2 separate regions of the Homo sapiens genome follow, and region 2 is linked to region 1. Evidence: read pairs that join two places in POLR2A ChIA-PET (ENCODE). Cell type or tissue: OCI-LY7. All regions are shown on one strand. Each heading gives the region's core, and the rest is flanking DNA. Links, peaks and the distances in the headings are about the cores only.

Region 1 (5,801 bases), core at 586-5,585:
AGCTGAGTGACCTTGGGCAAGTTATCATACTTAACTCTCTGAGCCTCTACAAAGTGGGGATAATAATAGATGTGCCAGCTGTTGGGGGGGCAGGAAGATTAAATGAGATAACACATATAAAACGCTTGGTACAGGAGAAAGGTGGGGAGCGCTCAGTAAATGGTAACTGTGATGACGAATAAAGTGCGGGCTGGATTGGGAAGGCCAGGAGGGGGCACTGAAGGCTTTTGAGACGGGGAGTACTGCAGCCTGTGTTTTAGGGAGATAAATCCAGCGGGTGCACCAGAGACAAGGACAGGGGCATGGCCAGAGGCTGCGGGCAGATGGGAGGTTGGTGTAATAGGGGCAAGACATTGAGAGGTGCCTTGGAGCTCAGAGAGGGGGAAGCAGCTGCCCTGGGGCAGAGAGAGGCTGGGGCAGGATGGCTCTGGGCTTCTAGGCTAGGAGGTGGGCTGAGGGCAGGCAGGCTCTGGGAGAGACGTGCTGTGGGAAGTGTCTGGCTGGGGTGGGGTGGAGAGGGGGGCTTCAGGGGACAGCAGAGAGGGGAGGTCTGAGGCATGGGGAGGATCAGGACCAGAGTCAGAGAGAAAACTTTCAGCCACAGGGGTTTATGGATGCCTCAGGATAGGTGAGGCTGCTCCCAAGAAGGAGGTCCTGAGGGAGCAGGAGGTGAGCTCAGCTGCACACAGAGGACTCAGTTGGGGAGACTCCCTCAAAAGTGGCAGCCACCCTGAGTCACTAAGTCTGTGACTCACCTCTGGCAGAGAGGAGGCAGGACAAGTAACAAAGCTGGTGCTTCCTGGGATGTTATCTGTGGGCCAGTCCCTGGTTTGCAAATCCCTTCCGTGCATGAACTTATCTAAAGCCCTATGAGGTGGAGCTAGTACCGGCACTATCCCATACTGCAGATGGAGAAATTGAGGCCCTGTGCGGTGGGGGTTATTCCAGACTCTTCGGCCAGGACACAGGCATTTGGCTAAACCTAGTGTTTGTGGCAGGGTCTGTTCTGATTGGCCGATGCCTGTCCTACTGGTTAGTCAATGTTTTGAAGGTCACCCTGGTTACACAGCTGGAGGAGGCAGAATCCCAACTAACCCCTGGGGCTGGAGCCCTGGTCTGAACCAGGATCCTCTCTCCGTCTAGCGCCGCAGCGCACCTCAGGACAAGTAATGTGCGTCGAAGGGCTTTGGAAACTGCAAGGCACAGTATAAATAACAGGTTCCTTCATTCCTCCTGGGCAGGAACTTTGGCCTCAACAGTTCCTTCTTTGTTGAGGCCAAAGAAGCTGGGCCATGAGAAGGCAGAGGAAACGCTGCTGTGGGGAACCAGCATTCTCTCTGCTTACTCAACGGGGAAAGTGAGTCAGAAGGGAAGCCTCCCTGAGTGGAGCCCCATGGTCAGCCCCTGGGAGGTTCTCACGTGCCAGACGCCATCCGGCACTAACCAGGTTAGCCTGGACTTGTCCCCAGGGCCCGTCCAGGCTCTCCTGCAACTGGCCACCAGGGGGCGCCGCTCCCCCAGCCTTCCTCTTACTGAACCTACCCCCCACCACCCCCCCAACAACCTGCTCGCGAGAAACCAGGCCTTGGAAGGAGTCCCGGGGAGCAGGCACCAGAGACTTTGAAAAGTGGCAAAAACGCGGGAGATGCTGAGTGGAGGTGGGAGTTCGTCCCTGCCCCACTGGGAGGGAGAAGGGAAGGGGGGACGGAAACCTACATATACCCATTTTCAATTCCCAAACCAGCCCTGTGGAGGAGTGCCTGCTCCCATTTTACAGATGAGGAATTTGAGGCCCAAAGATGTTGGGTAAGATCAAGAGGCTAGGGACAGGCAGCGCTGCGTCATTTGCTTCCAAGGTCAGTTCCTAATGGGACCACAAGCAAATGCTAGCTCATTTGGCCCTGTTGCCTAGCGGGGTCTCCCCCCCCGCCCCCCGTTGATCCTATGTTCTGAGTCGTGGCCAACACCACAACCTATTCCCCCACTGTGTTCCAGCAACAATTCCAGCTGCCCCTTCTCCAACCTGAACTTTCTGGAAGCCTGGGCACCTGCTTCATTGTTTTCCAGGGACCCCCATCAGCCACCCATCCCACACCCTCCCCATCTGGGCAGAGCCGGGAGCCCCCTCTGCAGCCCTGTCCTGCTTGACATCCCTTCCCCACCCCAGGGACCCCGCGGGGTCAGGCTTTGCTCCTCGACACCCCACGGTAGGCAGCAGCACGAATAAACAATGGGACATTTGAACCAGGAAGAGCCTGTGGTTGAGGCCAAAACAGGCACCAAGGTTTTCTCTCAGCTCCTACCAACTCCTTTTATGGCCTCTGGGCCCAGTTCCTTCTTCATAAAAAGTCAGAACTGGAAAAGGCCTCGAGTCACTGGGTCCAACCTGAGCCAACACTTTCCTTTTCTATAGAAAAAACCCGTCGTGCTGCCTCCCCGGCTCCAGCCAGGTTTACAGCACCAGGATCTGGGCCGGCAGCGTCCTTCACCGGAGGGAAATTCTAACCCTGGGGCGGGACCTGGGCACGTCCGCCGGGGAGGCCCAGTCCCTGCACCTGTAAAATGGGGGGCGGGCCTAACCGTAGCTTCTTCAAAGGCCCCCCGCCCCCAGCTTGAGGTTCTGTATCTAGCCCCAGGGACCCGCCCTAACGAACATCTATTTCGGCCCCCTCTGTCCAACCGTTTCCTTCCCTCTGCCCTGAGAGCTGTAGGCAGCTCGCGTGTGTGGGCGCACGTGCGTGCAAGTGATCATGTGTGTGCAGGAGCCGGTGGCGGCCAGACGCAACTCGGCACAGGCGTCCGCGCCTGGCTCTGTGCGCGCCCCCGAGATGCCGGCCTCCCCTAGTCAACCAGGTGGCCGTGTGCAGCCCCGGGTGTGCTCCGCGGGTACCAGCCCGGGCCGCTCGCCCCTCGCGGCCGACAGCACGCGGTGCGCGGCATCTGGAACGTGGGAGCTTCTGGTTCCCAGTCCCGGAGACCAGCGCCCCCTCCCCGCCAGGGATTTTTTCTGCTCCGCGAGGCGCGCTCCGGGGCGGGGGCCGAGAGCAGCCCCGCCCGGGCCGGCCTGCTAGGGCGGCGAGTCTGCCGGGAGCGCGCCGCCCCCACCCAGGCGCCCCGATGGGTTTTTCCATGACTGCATCCGGCCTCGGGCCGCCTTTGTTCCCGCCGTCCCCGGCCTGCCCGCGAAGCGGCCCGCCTCTCCCTGCGCGCCTGGGATTTTCCAGGGCTCAATTGGAGCACTGGCGAGCCGCCTCCCCGCCCCCAGCCTCCCCTGCCCCGGCTGCCCCCGAGTCCTGTTTCAGGGATCCTAGCCCTCTCTCCAGACGCGCTGCTCTGTCCACTGTCCCCGCCTCCAGGACCTGCGTCCTCCCAGCCCCACATTTGTGCGCAAAGTTGACGGTCACCGGGCCCGCGCGCTTCGGCATCTCGCGAAGGCGCTGCCCGCGCCCTGAGTCCTTCCCTGGGGCTGTACGTTGGAAAGGACAGAGGTCTCCTCTGCTTCGCAGTTGCAAAAGGCTTCACGTTTTCACCAAGGGGCAGATGGGGCAGTAGGGGCCCTGGGAGGCCTGGTCCACCAAGGAGGGGGAACCCGCGCGCGCGCGCGCACGCACGTGGCCCGGCGCGCCCGGGAGACCTCCGTGTGATCACCGCGCGCAGCAGCTCCCGGGCGGAAACACCTCCCCCCTCCACGGGAAAGTGGGCTCAACCGGGGGCGGAAAGCGACACGGCTGGGGGACGACTACGTGCTCCCTTAACCCCCTTCCCGCTGTCAGTAAGGAAGTGGAGATAAACCGAAGAGAGGCCTTGGAGAAAGGAGCAGGGCGGGGTGAGGGAGTTGTGGGGGGATTATTTGAGAGTGAGGTCAAGCTCAAGAGCCCCAGGACCCTCTCAGATCCCCCGTGCCCGTGGGAACTGCGCGTCCGCCACCGATCCTGCCCGCGCCGGGTTGAGTTCAGTTTGTGTCTCCGCGCGCTGCGACTTTGCGCGCCTGGGGGCCTCCCAGCTATTGCCTGGCTATGCTGGCGGGAAAAGTGTAAGAAACGCTGTTTGCCCTGCAGGAGAAGCCAGATACGCATGGGGTGCTTCAGGCTGGGGAAAGGTGCCTGCCTCTGTGGGGTTTTTGGAATCCCAGGTGGCGCCCTTCCTACAGCCCGGCAGAAGGCAGCCATGCCTTCAGGTGGGGAAAGATCTGGAGGTGCGGGTGGGAGGAGGACGAAGCAGGAGGGACACCCGGATCCGCAAAGGGTCAGAGACCCAGAGCTGTCTTGCTGTGCCAAGTGAGAGGGAATGCCCCGTCGGCAGCTTTGAGCGCCAGCTCCCTGGCCTAACCAGTCATGAGGGAACGGGCAGGCTGCTCTGGAAGGGCCCTTCCTCCAGGTGTCCTCTTGATCAGCTTTGCCTGCTCTTTAAGGTGTCCCTGTGTCTCGGCCGCCTCCCCTCTCGACCCTCTTTTTTGCTCTCAGAGGCAGCACACCAGTCCCCATCCCCAACCATCCCAGGATGAGAATGTCTTGGTCCTGGCCGGGCGCGGTGGCTCACGCCTGTAATCCCAGTACTTTGGGAGGCCGAGACGGGCGGACCACGAGGTCAGGAGTTGGAGACCAGTCTGGCCAACATAGTGAAACCCCGTCTTTACTAAAAATGCAAAAAATTAGCCGGGTGTGGTGGTGTGCGCCTGTAATCCCAGCTACTCGGGAGGCTGAGGCAGGAGAATCGCGTGAACCCGGGAGGCAGAGGTTACAGTGAGCCGAGATCGTGCCATTGCACTCCACCCTGGGTGACAGTGCGAGACTCCGTCTCTAAATAAATAAAATAGGGCCAGGCGCGGTGGCTCACGCCTGTAATCCCAGCACTTTGGGAGGCCGAGGCGGGCAGATCACCTGAGGTTGGGAGTTCAAGACTAGCCTGACCAACATGGAGAAACCCCGTTTCTACTAAAAATACAAAATTAGCCGGGTGTGGTGGCACATGCTTGTAATCCCAGCTACTTGGCAGGAGAATCGCTTGAACCCTGGAGGCAGAGGTTGCAGTGAGCCGAGATCGCGCCATTGCACTCCAACCTGGGCAACAAGAGCGAAACTCCCTCTAAAAAAAAAATTAATTAATTAAAGGAATTAAAAAAAATAAAGCCTTGATCCCACACCTGGGTTCCCTGCTGCTCACAGGATAACTCAGATGCCCTTTGCCCTTGTAGAATTGGTGGGAGATTCCAGGAGCAGAGGCACAGCCCCTGGCTGGGGCCCAGCCCTGCCATAAGGGGAACTTTAACCGAGATACCTGCTTCCCTCCTCCATCAGTCCCCTCAACGCCATAGCAACAGAGGCCTTCAAGGTGCACAACTCCTCACCTAGTATGCTAACTGATATTGACTAGACCGATCAGACAAGCAGGCCCTCCTTAGACTCACCTAAAAATATTGGGGTGAGCAGGATGCCATCCAGTTCCCAAAATGATAGCACTCTGGCATCTCCTTTCTTCTTCCCTCACCTTGCACAGAGGAGTAAGTCATGTTTAAGATCTAGTCAATTCCGGTGGTGCCAATAGTAATGGTGCCAATTCAAGTGGTGTCAGATGGTTTCTACCTGTCCTCCCTGACCAGGGCCGGCCTTGGGGCAGCAGGAGAGAAAAAGAGCCCGTTGGCAGGTGCTTGATCCCAGTTGTGACTCCCATAAGGGGGCAAACATCAAAAGTTCTGTCACTCAGAGATGAGGTGATTGCACCACTAAATCCTATTTGCTGTTCCTTCATCCTCAGCTGTCATATCGACTGCTCACCCTTCAATCTCCATGTCCTTGCTCAGG
Region 2 (5,801 bases), core at 507-5,506, 850 kb after region 1:
CTTTCGATGGTGTTTGCTGACAAAGAAATGCCTTTCGGTTTGTCGACAGATCATTTATTGTTCATTGTTTCTGCCATTTTTCCTGCAGCAGAAAGAATAAGTGTCTGCCCATTGGTAGATGTTTTTTGCTTCATGCTATCATGCAAGAAACTTTAAAAGAGCTTTCCAAATATTTATCATTGCTTAGGGAAATAACTAAGAAGTACTGGGTTGAACAGCACAGAACTTTAAACACCGCTGGGAAAAAAACTGCTCAGGTTTCTCTTCGGTTCTGAAAGCTTAGTTTTAGACACCTTGCCAACCATGAGGATTTCACACTGCTGATGACTTAATAGCTCCAGGCACCAGGCACCCGGGGCAAACTTCAGCAGTAACCACAGAGTGGGGGAAATTCAAAGAGTTTTGTTTGCTGATTTTTTATTTTAGGGGCTAACTTCTGGTCAGGTCTGTACCCTGAGCTCAGCCAAGAGTAATAAGGAATTCTCAGCTCTCCCTTCTGCTGTGGTTCACCTGCTCTGGATTTCTGGTGTTCATTGCAGATTCCTTACAGGAATCTTGTGTGAGCCACTTGGCCATTTTGGGGGATGAGTTCGGTTAATACCAGATCATATAAGCCGAGCGCGGTGGCTCACGCCAGTAATCCCAGCACTTTGGGAGGCTGAGGTGATCGGCCATCACCTGAGGTTGGGAGTTCAAGACCAGCCTGACCAACATGGAGAAATTCTGTGTCTACTAAAAATACAAAATTAGCTGGGCTTGGTGGCGCATGCCTGTAATCCCAGCTACTCAGGAGGCTGAGGCAGGAGAATCATTCGAACCCGGGAGGCGAAGGTTTTGAGATGGTGCCATTATACTCCAGCCTGGCCAACAAGAGTGAAACTCTGTCTCAAAAAAAAAAAAAAAAACAAGATCATATAATCCATCAATCCACTTAGACGCACTAAACTCTAATCCTCCGCAATCCGCTGAAAGCGTGCAATCCAGAGTGGGTATTGCATCAACCCCTGGTCTCGGGCACCAAATTCCCTTCTTCTGGGACACCAGAGAACTGCGTGGGGTGGTACCTGCATGAAGGGTGAAGGCGCCAGCATGGAACTTGATATTAAACATGAGCTCTTGGGGCGCCCACTGCTCAGGGCTGTGGCAAGGCATATGGCGAGCTGAGCAAACAGTAGGCACTCAGGAGTGCCTGACATCCCTTTAACCAAACCCCAAGGTCCAGGTGAGTTTTGAAGTACTTGAGTACTGGGCAGGATGCCCAGGCTGAGCAACTCCCTGTGAGCAGGGGTATCTCACTCCCTGCAGAGCACAGACCCCAGAAGGCACCACAGGTTCAGTCCCCAGCAGATTCGAAGCCCCCTGCCCATCGAGTTCCCTTGAACCCCTGCCCCTGCACAGATCCAGTGATTGGCACAGGAAGCCTCCAGATCCAGCGAGAGGAGCACACTCCGGCAGCCTCTCGGGAGGACTCAAGGGGGATCCCAGCTGTGCCATTCTGGCCTGGGTGCTGAAGTTGCATCTGATCGTGCCCTGGCCCCACTGGTTCTAGGAACAGGCCTCCCCACCAGGTTAGCAGCTGCATAACTGGCCTCTGCCCCTAGAGGAAGCCTCCCTGAATCTCAGCCTCCCAGAGGGGCTCCAGAGGCCTTCCGGAAGCTGTGTGGGATTTGCAGTTGCACCCCTTCATCTAAGGCGGCCCCAGGGTCTACTGACCCCAGCTGACCATTGACTGCCAGTGCACACACCAGACCCCAACACCAACAAGCAGCTGGAAGCTCCCCTTGATAGAACCTTGCCACTGGGGCTGCCAGTCTTTGCTAATGCGCTTGGCATGGTGCCTGGGAACCAGCCACATGGCTCTTGAGCTGCCCTTCAAGGAGGAAACAGAAGTCCCCTGTCAAAAGATGAGGCCACCATCCACCCTTAACAGGGAGGTGGCCAGGCCCTGGTACCCTGTTCTGGCACTTTCTTTGTTCACCAGATTTGCAAATTTGTTATCAGCCAGCACAGTTTCCCCACCTCCACCCACCCTGTCTGGGCTCCTTAGAGTAAAGGAAAATTCTCCCCAAGGAGCTGCCTTCAGATCTCTCCACACAGATTCCTGACAGCAGTCCCTGCAATGGTTTGGTTCCACAGGATCATAGAAGCTTTTTAAAATTATTATTTATGCAAAATATAGACAAGGAAAGATGCGATTTGACTGCACCATGTGACAGCTTCTTGGGGATTTGAGCTGCCTGCCGGTCCAATGAACCAGCCGTGAGCTGCTGCCAGAGGCTACGGGATCCTGGGTGGCAGCTGAGGTTGGGGAAGCCAGGAACCCATCTTACTCCCTTGCAACCTGATGAGCTCATGCTGGACACAGGCCCAGCTCGGGACTGAACCGTGTAGCCCTCTGGGCACCTTGAACCTTGCACCAGGGTGGTGGGGAGGCTGGGGAGGAGGAGGCATTCACTGTGACCAGTGGGGTTGCTTTATATGTGGATGTGTTTATAGCTTTTATTTTATGTGTGTGTGTGTGTGTGTTTATTCTTTCTTTTTTATTTTATTTTATTTTATTTTATTTTATTTTATTTTATTTTATTTTATTTTTGAGACAGGGCCTAGCTCTGTCTCCCAAGCACGATCTCAGCTCACTGCAAGCTCTGCTTTCTGGGCTCAAGTGACCTCCCAAGTAGCTGGGATTACAGGTGCGCACCACCACACCTGGATAATTTTTGTACTGTTTATAGAGACAAGGTTTTGCCATGTTGTGCAGGCTTGTCTTGAACTCTTGGGCTTAAGCAATGCACCTGCCTTAGCCTCCCAAAGTGCTGGGACTGCAGGCATGAGCCACCATGCCCCGGCCAGTTTTATTTTATTTTTAATTGATAAATAAAAATTGTATATATTTATGGGGTACAATGTGATGTTTCAATACATGTATACATTGCGGAATGATCAAGTCAGGCTAATTAGCATATCCGCCTCCTCAAATATTTATTATTTCTTTGTAATGAGAACATTTAAAATCCCATCTTTGGCTGGGCATGATGGTTCACGCCTGTAACCTCAGCACTTTGGGAGGCCGAGGAGGACAGATCACCTGAGGTCAGGAGTTCGAGACCAGCCTGACCAACATGGCGAAACCCCGTCTCTAATAAAAATACAAAAATTAGCTGGGCATGATGGCACATGCTTGTAATCCCAGCTACTCAGGAGGCTGAGGCAGGAGAATCGCTTGAACCCAGGAGGTGGAGGTTGCAGTGAGCCGAGATAATGCCATTGCCCTCCAGCCTGGGTGACAAAAGCAAAACTCCATCTCAAAAAAAAAAAAAAAAAAGTAAAATCTCATCTTTCGGCTATTTTTAAATATACAATACATTATTATGAACTATAGTCACCTTGCTATGCAATAGAACAGCAGAACTTATTCCTCCTAGTAGCTGTAACTTTGTACCTGTTGACCAACCTCTCCCCTTCCCCGTTCACCTCCCCTCTATGCCTGGCTTATTTCACTTCCTCTTGGTTCATCCATGTTGTTGAAAATGACAGAATTTCCTGTTTTTATAAAGCTGACTAGTGTTCCGTTATGTAAATACACCACGTGCTAAAAATCCATTTACCCGTTTAGGAACACTTAGGTTGTTTCCATATCTCGACTATTGTAAATAATTGTGTCATGACCATGGCAGTGCAGACATCTCTTCCGCATACAGATTTCAATCCTTTGGGTATGTACCCAGTAGTGGGGTTGCTGGATTATTTGATACAGGTAATTCTCTTTTTTTTTTTTAGAGATAGGATCTCACTATGTTGTCCAGGCTGCTCTTGAACTCCTGACCTGAAGCAGTCCTTCCTCCTTGGTCTCCTAGAGTAGAGGGCTGAGATTACAGGCATGAGCCACAACACCTAGCCCTCCAGTTAATTCTATATTTAGTCTTTTGAGAAACCTTCATACTGTTATCCAAAATGGCTGTACTAATTTGCAATGTTACCAACAGTGTATAATGGTTCCCTTTTCTCCACATCCTTGTCAACACTTACTATCTTTCATCTTTTTTATAACAGCCAATCTAACAGGTGTGAGGTGATATCTCATTGTGGTTTTAATTTGCATTTCTCTGATGATTAGTGATATTGAGCACTTTTCCATATAACTGTTGGCCATTTGTATGTCTTGTTTTGAGAAATGTCTGTTCAAGTCCTTTGCCTTTTTAAAATAGGGTTATTTGTTTTTTATTATTGAGTCATTTGAGTTCCTTGTATATTTTGGATATTAGCCCTTTACCAGTGTATGATTCGCAAATGTCTTCTCCCAATCTTTGAATTGTCTCTTCACGCTATTAACTGTTTCCATTGCTGTTCAGAAGCTTTTTAGTTTGATGCAATACAATTTGTCTATTTTTGCTTCTGTTGCCTGTGCTTTTGGGGTCATATCCAAGAAACCTCTGCCCAGACCCATGGCATGGAGCCTTTGCCCTACGTTTCTTCTAGTAGTTTTATAGTTTCAGGTCTTGCATTTAAGTCTTTGAGTTGATTTTGTATAAGGGGTAAGATAAAGTCCCCTTTTCATTATTCTGTATGTGGAGATCTAGTTTTTCCAAAACCATTTATTAAGAGACCGTTCTTCCCCCATTGTCCAAGACCAGGTAAAGTAGCGCATGCCTGTAATCCCAGCCCTCTGAGAGGCCGAAGTGGGAGGATCACTTGAGGCCAGGAGTTTGAGACCAGACTAGGCAACATAGCAAGCCCCATCTCTGAAAAAAAAAATTTTTTTTTTAATTAGCTCAGCATAGTGGCATGCACCTGTAGTCCCAGCTACTCAGGAGGCTGAGGCATGAGGATTGCCAGAGCACAGGAGTTCAAGGTTACAGTGAGCTATGATTGCATCACTGCACTCTGACCTTTTTTATGCTCTCTTAAGTGGGATTGTTTTCTTAATTTCTTTTTCAGACAGTTAGTTGTTAGTATAAAGAAACACTACTGCTTTTTGTAAGTTGATTTTGTATCCTGGAACTTTACTGAATTTGTTTATCAGTTCTAATGGTTTTTGGGGGTAACTGTTTAGGATATTTTATATATAAGATCATGTCAGCAAACACAGACAATTTCACTTCATCCTTTCCTATTAGGATACCTTTTATTTCTTTTTCTTGCCGAATTGCTCTGGCTAAGATTTCCAGTACCATGTGGAACAGAGCAGGCATCCTTGCCTTGTTCCTGATCTTAGAGGAGAAGCTTTCAACTTTTCACTGTTGAGTACGATGTTGGCTGTGGACTTGTCATACATGATCTTCACTGAGTTGAGGAACATTCCTTGCATACCTACTTTGTTGAGAGTGTCTTTTGTTTTGTTTTGTTTTGTTTTGTTTTTTTTGAGACGGAGTCTTGCTCTGTCGCCCAGGCTGGAGTGCAGTGGTGCGATCTCGGCTCACTGAAAGCTCTGCCTCCTGGGTTCATGCCATTCTTCCTCAGCCTCCCGAGTAGCTGGGACTACAGGCACCCACCACCATGCCAGCTAATTTTTTTGTATTTTTGGTAGAGATGGGGTTTCATCGTGTTAGCCAGGAAGGTCTCAATCTCCTGACCTCGTGATCCACCCGCCTTGGCCTCTCAAAGTGTGTTGAGAGTTTTTTTTACCATGAAAGGATTGAACTATGTCAAATGCTTTTTCTGCATCTATTGAGATGAATATATGATTTCTTGTCCTTCATTCTAATATGGTGACTCACATTGATTGGCATATGTTGAACCAAACTTGCATCCCAGAGATAATCTTTTTTTTTTTTTTTTTTTTTTTTGAGACAGAGTCTCACTCT

The links. ChIA-PET counts read pairs that join two places held together with the same protein. Peaks named below come from ENCODE experiments on the same cell type or tissue, not always from the same donor. Only the 100,000 strongest peaks of a DNase experiment are listed, where the experiment ranks them.
Region 2: POLR2A ChIA-PET joins it to region 1 with 7 read pairs; 2 of 35 experiments call an interaction of 5 or more read pairs at or near these places.

What each region holds. Positions count from the first base shown.
Region 1 is chr2:231,611,228-231,617,028 of GRCh38, forward strand. LOC105373928 (a long non-coding RNA gene) reads left to right here and starts at 539. Exons shown (of 2, transcript XR_923987.2): 1 at 539-1,658; 2 at 1,745-2,358. RefSeq lists enhancers at 1,062-1,311, 1,205-1,851, 1,852-2,497, 1,982-2,071, 2,082-2,131 and 4 more and a silencer at 2,962-3,341. In OCI-LY7, for the core only: CTCF peaks have their summits at 1,493 (motif pointing right), 1,694, 2,936, 4,087 and 2 weaker places; DNase peaks (open chromatin) are centred at 1,504, 1,904, 2,674, 3,614 and 3 weaker places; H3K4me3 peaks cover 3,357 bases; H3K27ac peaks cover 3,868 bases.
Region 2 is chr2:232,462,894-232,468,694 of GRCh38, forward strand. No RefSeq gene overlaps it. Among named protein-coding and RNA genes, the nearest start is that of ALPI, 9.6 kb to the left of the region's middle. In OCI-LY7, for the core only: no CTCF peak of the experiment used is centred there; DNase peaks (open chromatin) are centred at 3,548 and 3,978; H3K4me3 peaks cover 1,431 bases; H3K27ac peaks cover 2,235 bases.